2 separate regions of the Homo sapiens genome follow, and region 2 is linked to region 1. A link is a contact called in ENCODE Hi-C or POLR2A ChIA-PET data. All regions are on one chromosome and are shown on one strand. Each heading gives the region's core, a stretch centred on a gene start or an enhancer-like site at or near the end of the contact. The rest is flanking DNA. Distances are from core to core; before and after follow the strand shown. Region 1 holds the start of MYH14 (myosin heavy chain 14). Region 2 holds the start of NR1H2 (nuclear receptor subfamily 1 group H member 2).

Region 1 (6,938 bases), core at 3,470-5,969:
GAGTCACATGCAGGAAAACAACAGCCCAGCGACCAAAAATAAAATACTGGAACCATTCCAGTCTTTGCTGCAGAGAAAATGCCCAGGCAGGATTGCAGTCAGGACCCATGGCAAAACTTAGCACCCTCTTCCTCCTTTTGCTCTAGTAAGACTCAGGCCCCTTTCCCTCCATCAGGCATGGAAACTGCTCCCTAATTTTTTTTGCTCAAAATTTCCCCCCAAACTCTCTTCCACAAAGCTGCCCTGTCCTTGGTTCTCCCGTCTCTTCCCCTTTCAGCTCCAACTTTTTATCTTCTTTTTCTTTTTTTCTCACCCTGTCTTTTGGTGCTGACAGCTTTTTGTTTTCATCAGCTTAGTTCCTTGCTGGCTTTCCCCACACCTGTGCTGCTCCTTACTCAGATTCTGCATAACGAGGTCACGTCTGGGGGCTGTGCCAGCTGGTGGGAATCCAGCTTCCCTGGAGGCTCAGAATGCCCCCATATTCCCCTTTCCTTTTCCCCGGCACACACCCGTCGTGGTATTCCATCCCCCTTCACTGTCTGGGTTCCCTCTCTGCTGCAGCTGATACCCACAGGACCCACAGAGGGGTCAGCCCTGGACAGCCAAGGACTCACAATTTAATGTGAATGATCCCAGTGCCTGGAGTTCAGAGAGGGATGGCTGACGGGGTGGCCTTGATCCCTGAGATAATGAGTTTGGGGCTTTATCCTGAGGACCTTCTCTGGCAGGCCTGGATGGAGGACAGATGGAGAACTTAGAGGCAGTGGAGTGCCTCCTTTGGACTTGATTTTCTGGGTCTCAGCCTCCCTCTGCTGGCTTTGTGCAGCCCAAGCTCTACAGCCAGACTACATTGATTCGAATTCAGGCTCTGCCACCTTTAAACTGTGCAGACTACATTGATTTGAATGCAGGCTCTGCCACCTTTAAACTGTGCAACCTTGGTCAGCTGTGCCTCAGTGTCCTCATCTGTAAAATGGGTTTGACATTAGAACTTACCACTTAGCGTTATCAGGAGGATTATAGGATTTAGCACACAGAAGGGGCTTAGAACTGTGCCTGGAACACAGTAAGCACTCAATAAATACCAGCAACTTTCAAAATGCTGATACAGCCGTCCACCACATAGAATGCCCTCCGCAAAAGAAAGCTCATTACTATCACTCAGTGATGTCATCAATTACCTCATAGACTGAGCAGAATTGATGACATCTCCAATTATGAGGTCAATTTAGAACCTGGTGGGCATGATGATATCACAAGTTGCCAGGTAAATCTACCTGGGTAATCCCAGGCTAAATCTAGCCCTGGGTAGTGTTGATGACATCACCAGTTACCAGGCAGATTATAGTTAAAATGTGGGTGCCCAGTGCCTTCTTTCCTGTTTGAAATTCTGTTGTGTCCCAGTCCATACTCTTTCCTAGCACCGTTGGGAACAGGACTTTCATGTCTCTGGACCTCAATTTTTCTTTCTTTCTCTTTCTTTCTTTCTTTCTTCTCTCTCTTTTTTTTTTTTTTTTTTTTGAGTTTTTTGTGATAGAGTCTCAGTCTGTCACCCAGGCTGGAGTGCAATGGCACAATCTTGGCTCACTGCAAACTCCACCTCCCGAGCTCAAGCAATTCTCCTGCCTCAGCCTCCCAAGTAGCTGGGACTACAGGCGCCCACTGTCATGCCTGGCTTATTTTTGTATTTTTAGTAGAGATAGGGTTTCACCATGTTGGGTAGGCTGGTCTCAAACTCCTGGCCTCAGGTGATCCTCCCACCTCAGCCCCAAAAATTGCTGGGATTACAGGGGTGAGCCACTGTGCCTGGCGTGGACCTCAGTTTTCTATCCATCAAATGGGGATAATAAAAGCACCAGCCTCGTAGGGTTGTGGAGAGAATCCAATGAGTTAATACATAAAAGGGCAAAATGTCCAGCACACAGTCAGCACTCCATACACAGCAGCACTCATTATCTTTACTGTAGGATGTTTCCATGGAGCACGCTCCAGCCAGAGTGACAGGAGCCCTCAGCTCTGTCTTGGTTAAGACAGATGCCTGCAGGGGCCTGTTTCCTAGGAGTTGGAGCCCAGATCCGCCATTAGCAGTAGTCAGGAGACCCTGGACATGTTGCTAGCCTATAAAGTGGGGTAATGACCATGCCAGCCTCACGGGGCTGGCATGAGGATGCACTGACATAATGACAGTCATGTTTCCAGCACACAATCAGACCTCACAACTGTGAGCTGTGTTATCACTGCGAGTACTCTCAGAAAGGTCCTTTTCTCCCCAGGATGTTGTTTCCCCATCTGCAAAGAAGTGGAAGGTGGCTGTGGCAATCTCAAAGCCATGGCAATCTTGACACTATGACCACAGGGATGGTCCTGTGATTCACCTTTGCTGTTGCTGAGCAAGTGCATTGGGAGTTGGATGCTTGAATCTGTGTCTGCCCTCAGCACCCAACTCCAGCTTCTCTTGTCTCTTTTCTGCCCATCTCTTATCTCCCAACATTTCCTTTCATATTTCTTTGGCTTCTTGCTCGTACGCTAGACTTCGTATGTATATAGTTTCTCTCCTGCATGCTGTTTGTAGGACAATAAATGGCAATAGTCATGATAATCAGTATTTTCTTTTTCTTTTCTTTCTTTTTTTTTTGAGATGGAATCACTCTGCCACCCAGGCTGGAGTGCAGTGGTGCTATCTCCGCTCACTGCAACCTCCGCCTCCTGGGTTCCAGTGATTCTCCTGCCTCAGCCTCCCGAAAAGCTGGGATTACAGGCGTGGGCCACTATGCCTGGATAATTTTTGTATTTTTAGTAGAGACGGGGTTTCACCATGTTGGCCAGGCTGCTCTCGAACTCCTGACTTCAAGTGATCTGCCTGCCTCAGCTTCCCAAAGTGCTGGAATTAGAGGCGTGAGCCACCGCTCCTGGCCAGTACTTTCTTATTCAGCCTTTTCCCTGGTGCCAGGACTGTACTAAGAGCTTTGTAGGCACTAATTCACTTAATCCACTCAATACAAGCACTCATTACCATTTACTCAACAAACACTTATTAAACACCTACTGTGTGCCAGGCACTGAGGATTCGGCACTGAACAAAATAAAGATCTTTGTCCTCGTGGGACTTAAATTCTAGTGAGGAGACAGATGATAAACAGATAAATTAGCAAACACTCCCAGTGCTATGAGAAAAAGCAAAGCGGGGTTAAACGAGAGAGAGTGATGAGAGGAACTGTCTTATATAGGATGGCCAGGAAAGGCCTCTTGGAAGAGGTGATATTGGAGCAGAACGGATGATGTGGGAGAGAGGTTGTCATGCAAAACCTGGGGAAGAGCATTCCTGGTGGACCCAACAGAGAATGCAAAGGCCTTGGGGCAGCACCAGGCCTCCTGGTTTGAGAAATTGAGCCAGTGTAGCTGGAGCAGTATGAAGGGGAGGGCCTGGGGGTGAGATCAGAGAGAGCAAAAGGGCCAGCCACATCCCGCAGGACCTCATTGGCCATGGTGAGTTCTTAGACTTTTACTGAGTGAAATGGGAGCCATGGAAGGCTCTGAACAGAGGAAAGGCCCCATCTGAATAGAGTAGACTGTAGGGAGAGCAAGGGTGAAGGCAGACAGTCCATCACTCCCATTTTACGAGTGCAGAAATAAATGGAATCTCAAAAAAGTCCAGCAACTGGCCTGAGCCCACACAGCTGCTGAGCAGCCGAGCCAAGCTGGCAGGCCTCCTTGGGTTCAGTGGAGCCATTCCTTTGTGCCCTTGGCTCTTTTTATTTTCCTTTTAAATAGAGATGGGGCCTATGTTGCCCAGGCTGGTCTTGACCTCCTGGGCTCAAGTGATCCTCCCACCCTGGCCTCCCAAAGTGTTGGGATTACAGGTGTGAGCCACGGCACCCTTCCAACCTTGGGAAGTCTTTTGGCTCTCCTGAGCCTCAGTTTTCCCATCTGTAAATTGTAAATGGGGAATCATTACCACGTTTGGGCATAGCATGGCGGTTAAAAGCACAACTTCTGGTTGGATCTGAGTCCTTGCTCTGCCATCGGCCAGCTCTGTGACTTTCTGCAATTAACACCCTCTTTCTAAGCTTGGGGTTACCTCATCTAGAAGATGAAGATCTTAATAGCACCAATTTCAAGGGCTTCGTTGTAAGGATTAAATGAGATCATGCAGGTAAGGCGCTTAGCACAGCTCCCGGTCTACATCGAAGTGCTTGATAAACGATCATTGTTATTCCGATAGTATCACGGCCCACACCTCCCCGGTGGGTGAGAGCCTGGGAGGGTGCCTGGTACATGGTCTACGTTCGACAAAAGTGAATTCTGTCTCCTGTCTCTCCTGCCCGCCGGGTCCCGGGGGACCCAGGCATTCCGGCCTTCGGTCGGCCCCCCCACGCCGGCCCTTACAAAGGCCCCCATTCATGCCTTGCGCACAAAGCGGCCCATTCACCCTGGCCCCTTGGGCCTCCCGCCCCCGGCCGCCCCCCGCGCCTCGCTATTGGTGGCGCCCCGTGCCCATCAGGCCTCGGCTTCCACCCCCGACCGCGCCGCCTAGCTCCGCGCCCGGGCCGCGTTCTTTTCCCACGGCTGGCACCCTTCGACAACTTCTGATTGGCCCAGCCCGCCAGCCGCTCTTTTTGATTGGCGGCTCCCGTCCCCCAGGGGCGGGGCCGTAGCTTGCCGCAGCGGGCGCCGATTGGCCTCTGCTGCTCTCTTGGGGGCGGGGCTGTCCTGGCGGACACGCCCCTCTTTCTCCCCAGGCCGAAGCCTCGGGACGGCCCTGGAAGCCGGTGAGTGCCCGGGGCCGGCAGCCCTCCGGGGGCGGCGGAACGGGACTGAGCCAGGGGAAGCTGGAGCCTGGGGGCTGCGATCGGGGCCCGGGAGCCCGGGCAGGCGGCCGGGGACGGCGGGGAGGTGACGCGGACACTCACCTTGGGCGCGCAGCGGGACGGCGGCGAGGGAGGTGGGGGGGCGGGACGTCTACACTCCCCCAACTCCAGTTGCCGCCGTGTGCGAGGCCCGGTCGGGGTCCTCGTTGTCAGCCCCGGGCCTGTTCCGCAGAAGGGGAAACTGAGGCTGTCTTTGGAACCTCGGCCGCTTTAATACCTGAGTCATCGCCTCCAGTCCCCCGCCCCCAGCATGACATGTCTCTGTTCTCACGTGTCAGAATCGGAGGCCAGAGAGAGGGGTCGTGACTGGAAGAGGCGGAGGGGTAGGGAAGGACATATTTGAGAACCTATGATGTACTTGGACGCTTTTATTTTTTATAACTAAATAATTTCCTTTCCTTATCGTGTTGACTCGAGGTGAGTTATATTGTACCCATTATACAGAGAGGGGAAGGCTGAGACTGGGCCGAATTGGTGACTGCAGGGGGACCTGGTGGAGAAGAACACTCCAGAGACCAACTGTGTGCTGGGTCCTTTAACCTTTTCAGTCCCACAGGAGTCCCCTAAGGAAAGCGGTGGTCCCTGTGGCATAGATGGGGAAGCAGGTTGGTAGTAATCACCAACTGGGACGCAGAAATTCATGTCTTTAGGGACCTGCTACAAGTTCTTTCCAGACCCCCTCCTTTAGAATGGCAGAAAACGGTATAGGCTTGAATTCCAGACCTCCCTCTTACGCTGTGTGATCTTGAGTGCCTTACTTTGACCCTTCCTGCCTCAGTTTCCACATCAGAGAAATGGACATGCTGATCACCCCTATGTCATTGGTTGTTGAGGTTATTCTAGGCCGGGCGCAGTGGCTCAGGCCTGTAATCCCAGCACTTTGGGAGGTGGAAGCGAAAGAATCGCTTGAGCCCAGGAGTTCGAGACCAGCTTGGGCAACACAGCGAGACTTCGTCTCTACAAAAAGTAAAAGAGTTAGCCGGGCGTGGTGGCGTGACCCTGCTGTCCCAGCTACTCGGGAGGCTGAGCAGGGAGGATCGGTTGAGCCCAGGAGGTCAAGGCTGCAGTGAGCCATGATCGTGGCATTGCACTCCAAGCTGGGCAACAGAGAGAGACCCTGTCTCTCCCTCTTTTTTTTTTTTTAAATCATTTTATGATCTCAAAGAGCTGTTCTAAGAGGAGAAAATACCCGACACATAGTAGGTACTCTTATCACCATGTAGTCTTTATTTCACTCCCGAGACTGAAGCTCAGGACAGAATACCATTGTCCTCTTCTTTGGTACTCTTACTGTCTATAGATTTTGTTGTTCCCTTCCCGCAGTTGGGAAACTGAGGCTCAGGGAGATTAATGATGAAGCACTGGGCTGGGGAACTTTCTGAACGTCGTTTTATTAATTTCACTGGCCGCAATGCACAGCAGGGAAAGCTGAGGCCCAGGAAGCTCCAGCGGGGTTTGAATCCCGGGAATCCTCAGCCTTCTCCGCGGCGGGCCCTCGACCTTTGCCCTCCATAAGGGGGAGGAGCCCCTGGCGCCGCCGCCGCCGCCGCCCACCTGGCAACAGGCTCAACCCCCGCCTTCCCCCGGCCCCCGTCAGAGGCCCTGAAGCTCCAGGCCCGCCCCGTTCCCAGCCGGGCAGGTGCTGGGTGACATCAGAGCCGGGCTCCCGCCCTGTGACGCGACGGGGCCCCGCCCTGCGCTGGACCGCGGAGGTCGCTGCACCTGAAGAGAACGGGGATTCCCGCGCCCTCACCCCATCTCCCCGCTCCGGTCGGCGCCCCCAGGTAGCCCCGAGGATCTGCGAGTTGAGGGGGCGGCGACACAGGCGCTTGGGTCCAGGGGAATGGGTACGGGGCTCTCAGACTCCTGGATCTGAGAAGGGGCCTTGGGGGCCGGCTGTCCCAGGTCTGAGGAAGGACTGCGCCGCGAGCCCGAACTTCTGGGTCCTGGGGGAGGAAAGGACTGGGGCCAGGACTGCAGAGCTGGGGTCTTAGGGGAGGAGGGGGCTGCAAGCCCGGATTCTGGGGTCTGTAGGAGCAGGGGCTGGGGGCCTGAACTCCTGGGTCTGAG
Region 2 (6,938 bases), core at 4,439-6,938, 170 kb after region 1:
ACCTCACTCAGCCAGATATAGATTAATGGCTGCCTCAAGCTGGAAGAAAAGGGTGGGAGAATTGGGTATAACTGTTTTTTGTTTGTTTGAGATGGAGTCTAGGTCTGTTGCCAGGCTGGAGGGTAGTGGCGTGATCTAGGCTCACTGCAACCTCTGCCTCCTGGGTTCAAGCGATTCTCCTGCCTCAGCCTCCTGAGTAGCTGGGATTTCAGGTGCCTGCCACCATACTCGGCTAATTTTTGTATTTTTGTAGCGACGGGGTTTCGCCTTGTTGGCTAGGATGGTCTCAATCTCTTGACCTTGTGATCTGCCCTCCTTGGCCTTCCAAAGTGCTGGGATTACAGGTGTGAGCCACCGTGGCCAACGGGTATATCTGCTTATGGGAATGGGGTTTCTTTGTGGACTGACCAAAATGTTCTAAAATTGGTTATGGTGGTGGTTGCACAACCCGTGAACTTGCTAAAAACCATTAAATTGTACTTGAAAGTGCTGAATTGTTTGGTGTGTGAACCAAATCTCAATAAAGCTATTACCAAAAAAATTAGAGAATATTGGGTTACTTACAAATGAGAACCTTGGTCCACAGCTACCTTCAGACAACAAAACTGCCAGTGACCGAGTGCTTCTGTATGCCAGGCACTGCGCTTCCGGGATCCTCATACCCTTCATAAGAAATAAGAACAAGAGGCCGGGCACGGCAGCACACGCCTGTAATTCCTGCACTTTGAGAGGCCGAGGTGGGTGGATTGCCTGAGGTCGGGAGTTCGAGACCAGCCTGGCCAACATGATGAAACCCTGTCTCTATTAAAAATACAAAAAATTAGCCGGGCGTGGTGGCAGGTGCCTGTAGTCCCAGCTAGTCAGGAGGCTGAGGCAGGAGAATGGCGTGAACCCGGCAGGCAGAGGTTGCAGTGAGCCGAGATCACGCCACTGTACTAGAGTAAACTCTGTCTCAAATAAATAAATAAATAAATAAATAAGAACAAAGCCGGGCGTGGTGGCTCATGCCTGTAATCCCAGCACTTTGGGAGGCTGAGATGAGTGGATCACTTGATGTCAGGAGTTTGAAACCAGCCTGCCCAACATGGTGAAACCCCGTCTCTACTAAAAACACAAAAATTAGCCGGGCATGGTGGTGCGCACCCGTGATCCCAGCTACTCAGGAGGCTGAGGCAGGAGAATAACTTGAACCCGGGAGGCAGAAGTTGCAGTGAACCAAGATTGGGCCACTGCACTCTAGCCTGGGTGACAAGAGCAAAACTCAAAGAAAAAAGGAAGAACGATTTATCCTATTTACCAGTAGGTCAACCGAGACTGAGTGCAATGTGACTCGTCCCAAAAGTGTTGTAATTCCTCTTCAGCCTATTTCAGGACTCTTGCACTTTTCTAACAGTGGAAACTTAGAACTACTTTAACAGCCACAAGAATCAATACAGGCTGGATGAGAGGCTCATGCCTGTAATCCCGGCACCTTGGGAGGCCAAGGTGGGCAGATCGCCTGAGTCCATGAGTTCAAGAACAGCCTAGGCAACGTGGCGAAACCCCATCTCTAACAAAAATGTAAAAACTTAGCTGGGTGTGGTGGCTCATGCCTGCGGTCCCACATACTCTGGAGGCTGAGGTGGGAGGATCACCTGAGCCCAGGAGGTCAGGGCTGCAATAAGCCAAGATGGCACCACTGCACTCCAGCCTGGGCGACAGAGTGAGATCTTATCTTAAAAAAATAAATAAATAAATAAATAAATATAAATACAGTTCCACCATATCAGGCACCTCATTTGAAACCCACCCTGTTTATGCTTTTACCTCATTTAGTCATAAGAGTAAGGCAACAAGGTCATACTCTTGATCCCGGTGGGCTAGGGGAAGTCCCCATATGCTGGTGTGGGACCTCCACCCCAGCCAATGTCCAGGCTCTTGACACCATCTCGGGAAGGAACTTGAGGACAAGTGGGAAAATACTGAAAGTACAAAGATGTATTGCAAAGTGAAAAGTACACACTCAACAAAGAGGAGTACAGGTGGACTCCAGAGAGAGTCTCCTGCAGGGGGGGTTTGGGGCTGCTACCTTAATGGGTTTCTCTCTTTTTGTTTTGAGACAGTCTTGCTCTGTCCCCAGGCTGGAGTGCAGTGGCACGATCTTGGCTCACTGCAACCTCCGCCTCACGGGTTCCAGCGATTCTCCTGCCTCAGTCTCCTGAGTAGCTGGGACTACAGGTATGTACTATGGATTTCTTTAATCAAGGAGTGGAATATTCATGAAGATTCCTAGAAAAAGGAGATTTTTGAGAACTGTGGTGCCACCCACTTTTACACCAAATATGGGTGTTCCTGTAACCGTCCTGGTGCTGGTGGGTGTGTGTTTATGTTAATGAGCATATAACGAGGTCCTAGGTGAGACCTAGGTCATATGTAGGGCCTTGTTGGGTCCAATGTGTCTTAGCCAGGTTGGTCCACACCTAGGGTTTTCAAGAGTCTTATCAGCCCCCACCTGCTGCAACTATTTCAACAGTTTCCTTTTGCTAGTCATGTGAAACTGCTGCCTGGAATTTTCTATTCTCCTGTGACTACCCTGTGTTATTCCTGTCTCGCTTTTTTTTTTTTTTTTTTTTTTTGAGATAGAGTTTCAGTCTGTCGGTAGGCTGGAGTGCAGTGGCGCGATCTCGGCTCACTGCAACCTCTGACTCCTTGGTTCAAGAGATTCTCCTGCCTCAGCCTCCCAAGTAGTTGGGATTACAGGCACGTGCCACCACGCCCAGCTAATTTTTGTATTTTTAGTTGAGATGGGGTTTCACCATGTTGGCCAGGATGGTCTCCATCTCCTGACATCGTGATCTGCCTGCCTCAGCCTTCCAAAATGCTGGGATTACTGGCATGAACCACTGTGCCTAGCCTCCTGTCTCACTCTTTTTAATTTTTTTATTTTTATTTATTTGTTTATTTATTTATTTATTTTGAGACGGAGTCTTACTCTGTTGCCAGGCTGGAGTGCAGTGGCGCGTTCTCGGCTCACTGCAACCTCCGCCTCCTGGGTTCAAGTGATTCTTCTGTCTCAGCCTCCCAAGTAGCTGGGATTACAGGCACGTACCACCACGCCTGGCTATTTTTTTTGTATTTTTTTTAGTAGAGATGGGGTTTCATGGTGTTGGTCAGGCTGGTCTTGAACTCCTGACCTTGTGATCCACCTGCCTTGGCCTCCCAAAGTGCTGGGATTACAGGCGTGAGCCACCGTGCCCTGCCTTTATTTTTTTATTTTTGAGATGCAGTTTTGCTCCTGCTGCCCAGGGTGGAATGCAATGGCAAGATCTTGGCTCACCACAACCTCTGTCTCCCGGGTTCAATTCTCCTGCCTCAGCCTCCTGAGTAGCTGGGATTACAGGTGCCCGCCACCATGCCCGGCTAATTTTATATTTTTAGTAGAGACCAGGTTTCAGCAAGTTGGTCAGGCTAGTCTCGAACTCCTGATCTCAGGTGATCCACCTGCCTTGGCCTCCCAAAGTGCTGGGATTACAGGCATGAGCCACCATGCCCGGCTTTCTCACTCCTGTTTGCAATTTACAGGCAAGGAAACTGAGGCACGGGGAGGTTAAGGAACTGGGCTCAGTGTTACACAGGAAGGAAGTGACAGAGACACCAGGTTCTGCCATTTCCAACGCTCATGTTAATCACTTGTTTCGCTTCTAACATCCCTAGGTGGAAAATTCCACAATCTCAAACGATGGGCCTGAGTAGACATAATAAGTTACAGAAGAGCATGGATCACATAGTCCCATTTCTTTTTTATAAAGGCATACACATATGTCAGAGGCATTCCAACCACAGCGATTCTGTCTTGAATAGGAGCTTGGTAAAATAAGGCTGAGACCTACTGGGCTGCGTTCCCAGGAGGTTAAGGCATTCTTAGTCACAGGATGAGATAGGATAGGAGGTTGGCACAAGATACGGGTCACAAAGAGCTTGCTGATAAAACAGCATATGCAGTAAAGAAGTCAGCCAGATCCCAGCAAAACCAAGATGGCGATGAGAGTGACCTCTAGCCGTCCTCATGGCTCATTATACACTAATTATAACGCATTAGCATGCTAAAAGTCACACCCACCAGCACGATGACAGCTTACAAATGCCATGGCAACGTCAGGAAGTTCCCCTATATGGTCTAAACGGGGGAGGAACCCTCAATTCTGAGAATTGCCTACCCTTTTCCTGGAAAACTCATGAATAATCCACCCGTTGTTTAGTATATAATCAAGAAATAACTATAAGTATAATCACAGTGAACAGCCCAAGCCGCTGCTCTACCTGGAGTAGCCATTCTTTTATTCCTTTATTTTTATTGCATTTTATTTTTGAGACGGAGTTTCGCTCTTGTTACCCAGACTGGAGTGCAATGGCGCAATCTCGGCTCACCGCAACCTCGGCTCACCGCAACCTCCGCCTCCTGGGTTCAAGCGATTCTCCTGCCTCAGCCTCTCCCGAGTAGCTGGGATTACAGGCGCCCGCCACCATGCCTGGCTAATTTTGTATTTTTAGTAGAGACGGAGTTTCTCCATGTTGGTCAGGCTGATCTCAAACTCCCGACCTCAGGTGATCTGCCCACCTCGGCCTCCCAAAGTGCTGGGATTACAGGCGTGAGCCACCGCGCCCGGTCCGAGACTGAGCTTTTTTAATTCTTCCAATCACCAAGTTATTGAAACCATTTTTGCAAAATTTTAACAATGAGAAAATTCTGACATCTCAAATCTGGCCAGGCACAGCGGCTCACGCCTGTAATCCCAACACTCTGGAAGGCCGAGGTAGGTGGATTGCCTGAGGTCAGGAGTTCGATACCAGCCTGGCAAACATGGTGAAACCCCATCTCTACTAAAAATAGAAAAATTAGCCGGCCGTGGTGGTGGGCACCTGTAATCCCAGCTACAAGGGAGGCTGAGGCAGGAGAATCGCTTGAACCCAGGAGGCGGAAGTTGCAGTTAGCTGAGATCGCGGCACTGCACTCCAGCCTGGGCAACAGAGTGAGACTCCATCTCAAAAAAAAAAAAGTAAAAATAAGCCCGGTGCCGCAGCTCACGCCTGTAATCCCAGCACTTTGGGAGGCCGAGGCAGGCGGATCATTTGAAGTCAGGAGTTCGAGACCAGCCTCGCCAACATGGCGAAACCCTGTCTCTACTAAAAATACAAAAAAATGAGCCGGGCGTGGTGGCACATGCCTGTAATCCCAGTTACTTGGGAGGGTGAGGCAAGAGAATCTCTTGAACCCAGGACGCAGAGGCTGGAGTGAGCTGAGATCACACCACTGCACTCCAGTCTGGGGTGACAGAGTGAGACCTCTCCAAATAAATAAATAAAAATAAATAAAACTAACAAGCAGCACGACTCCAAAATCAGAAAACTTGTAACGACCAAAAAAGTGCAAACGTGCCTTAAATCAGTCATGTGCGACAAGCAGCTATAGCTAGGGTTTGGCCGCAGGCTCAGAGAAGCGCATGAATGAGCTAAAGCCACAAAGCGCGGGGCTGGAGGTTTGGCTCCCAAGAAGCGAGGAAATGGGTTCGGAACTCTTCTGCCAAGTCCCAGTAGATCTACCCGGTAAACTTCCGGTGAGTTTCCAACTTCCGTGCGGGGCAGCAGCTTCGGCTGGTCCTAAGCGGACCGGAAGTTCGTCAAGTTTCACGCTCCGCCCCTCTTCCGGACGTGACGCAAGGGCGGGGTTGCCGGAAGAAGTGGCGAAGTTACTTTTGAGGGTATTTGAGTAGCGGCGGTGTGTCAGGGGCTAAAGAGGAGGACGAAGAAAAGCAGAGCAAGGGAACCCAGGTAGGTGCACCCGAGAGTGGGGAGACGCAGGAGGAGCCCCGAACCCGGGGCTTCTCGGCGCTCCCCGCGTACTCCGCTCTGCCCCCTTCTCTCCTTCCATTTCCTCCCCTCGGTAATTCGCGCCTCCCGCGGCTGTTTCCAGGGCAACAGGAGTAGTTCACTCCGCGAGAGGCCGTCCACGAGACCCCCGCGCGCAGCCATGAGCCCCGCCCCCCGCTGTTGCTTGGAGAGGGGCGGGACCTGGAGAGAGGTGCGAGGGCGGAGCATGAATGGAGGAGGCGGGGCGGGGCATGATGGGAGGTGATGGGGCGGGACCTGCAGCGCGGTGCGGGGGCGGGGCATGAAGGGAGGAGGCGGGGCTGGGGGCGGGGCATGATGGGAGGAGATGTGGCGGGGCCTGGAGCGAGGTTGTGGGGGTGCAGTAGGAAGGGAGGAGGCGGGGCGGGGGCGGGGCATGATGGGAGGGGATGGGGACCTGGAGCGAGGTTGTGGGGGTGAGGCTTGGAGGGAGGGATGCATATGGGGCGGGGCAAGGTGTTGGGAGGCCCATGATGGGGGCTTTAGGGGCTGAACCTGGAAGGTTGAGGGCGGAGCATAGTAGGAGGAGGTGGGGTCAGAATGAGAAATAGGGATGCTTGGGGCAGAAGTGAGGTAGAGTCTTAAGAAGAGGAGGTGGGGGGAAACTACATGGCATGGAGGCCGTGAAGGCAGAGCATGATTAAAGGAGAATGGGCCCTACCTAGAAAAAGCAGGTGGATTGGACCTGAGGGGGCGGGGCCTACAGCAGGGGCGGGGCTTAAGACCAAGCTGAAGGCTGGCGTGGAACAGAAGGGGGCAGGTCTTGTTAGAAGGATGGGGAGGGTTTGTAGGCTGGCAGGAACCAGGGTTGTGGCTGAGAGTAGGGTCTTTGGAGAGATGGAAAAAAAAGGGAAAGCCCTGTCAGGACCTGTAACTGACCTAACCTAACCCTTCTTAGCCCCACAAGGCTCTCAATCCCCTGTATTCTACAGGCTGCTCCGTGACCCCACCATGTCCTCTCCTACCACGAGTTCCCTGGATACCCCCCTGCCTGGTGAGTGACTCTCTTCCCCACCCAGCCCTTATCACACACGAGCAGAAGCTCACTGTAC

The links. A loop is a pair of places that touch in the nucleus more often than their neighbours do. ChIA-PET counts read pairs that join two places held with the same protein, here RNA polymerase II (POLR2A). Pooled maps may share reads with other maps.
Region 2: a pooled map shows a loop between it and region 1 (3-fold over the local background). The contact joins the promoter of NR1H2 here to the promoter of MYH14 in region 1. A Hi-C loop is called at or near these places in 5 of 50 pooled maps. POLR2A ChIA-PET finds 5 or more read pairs at or near these places in 2 of 52 experiments (HEK293T and PC-9).

The regions. Positions count from the first base shown.
Region 1 is chr19:50,198,903-50,205,840 of GRCh38, forward strand. MYH14 (myosin heavy chain 14) reads left to right here and starts at 4,720. Exons shown (of 43, transcript NM_001145809.2): 1 at 4,720-4,769. LOC124904746 (a long non-coding RNA gene) reads right to left here and starts at 5,074. Exons shown (of 3, transcript XR_007067298.1): 1 at 4,911-5,074. RefSeq lists a silencer at 6,442-6,541.
Region 2 is chr19:50,370,769-50,377,706 of GRCh38, forward strand. NR1H2 (nuclear receptor subfamily 1 group H member 2) reads left to right here and starts at 5,689. Exons shown (of 10, transcript NM_007121.7): 1 at 5,689-5,808; 2 at 5,951-6,058; 3 at 6,819-6,880. The coding sequence starts at 6,838. LOC105372437 (a long non-coding RNA gene) reads left to right here. Exons shown (of 4, transcript XR_007067299.1): 4 at 2,103-2,608. RefSeq lists an enhancer at 5,598-6,409 and a silencer at 6,230-6,319.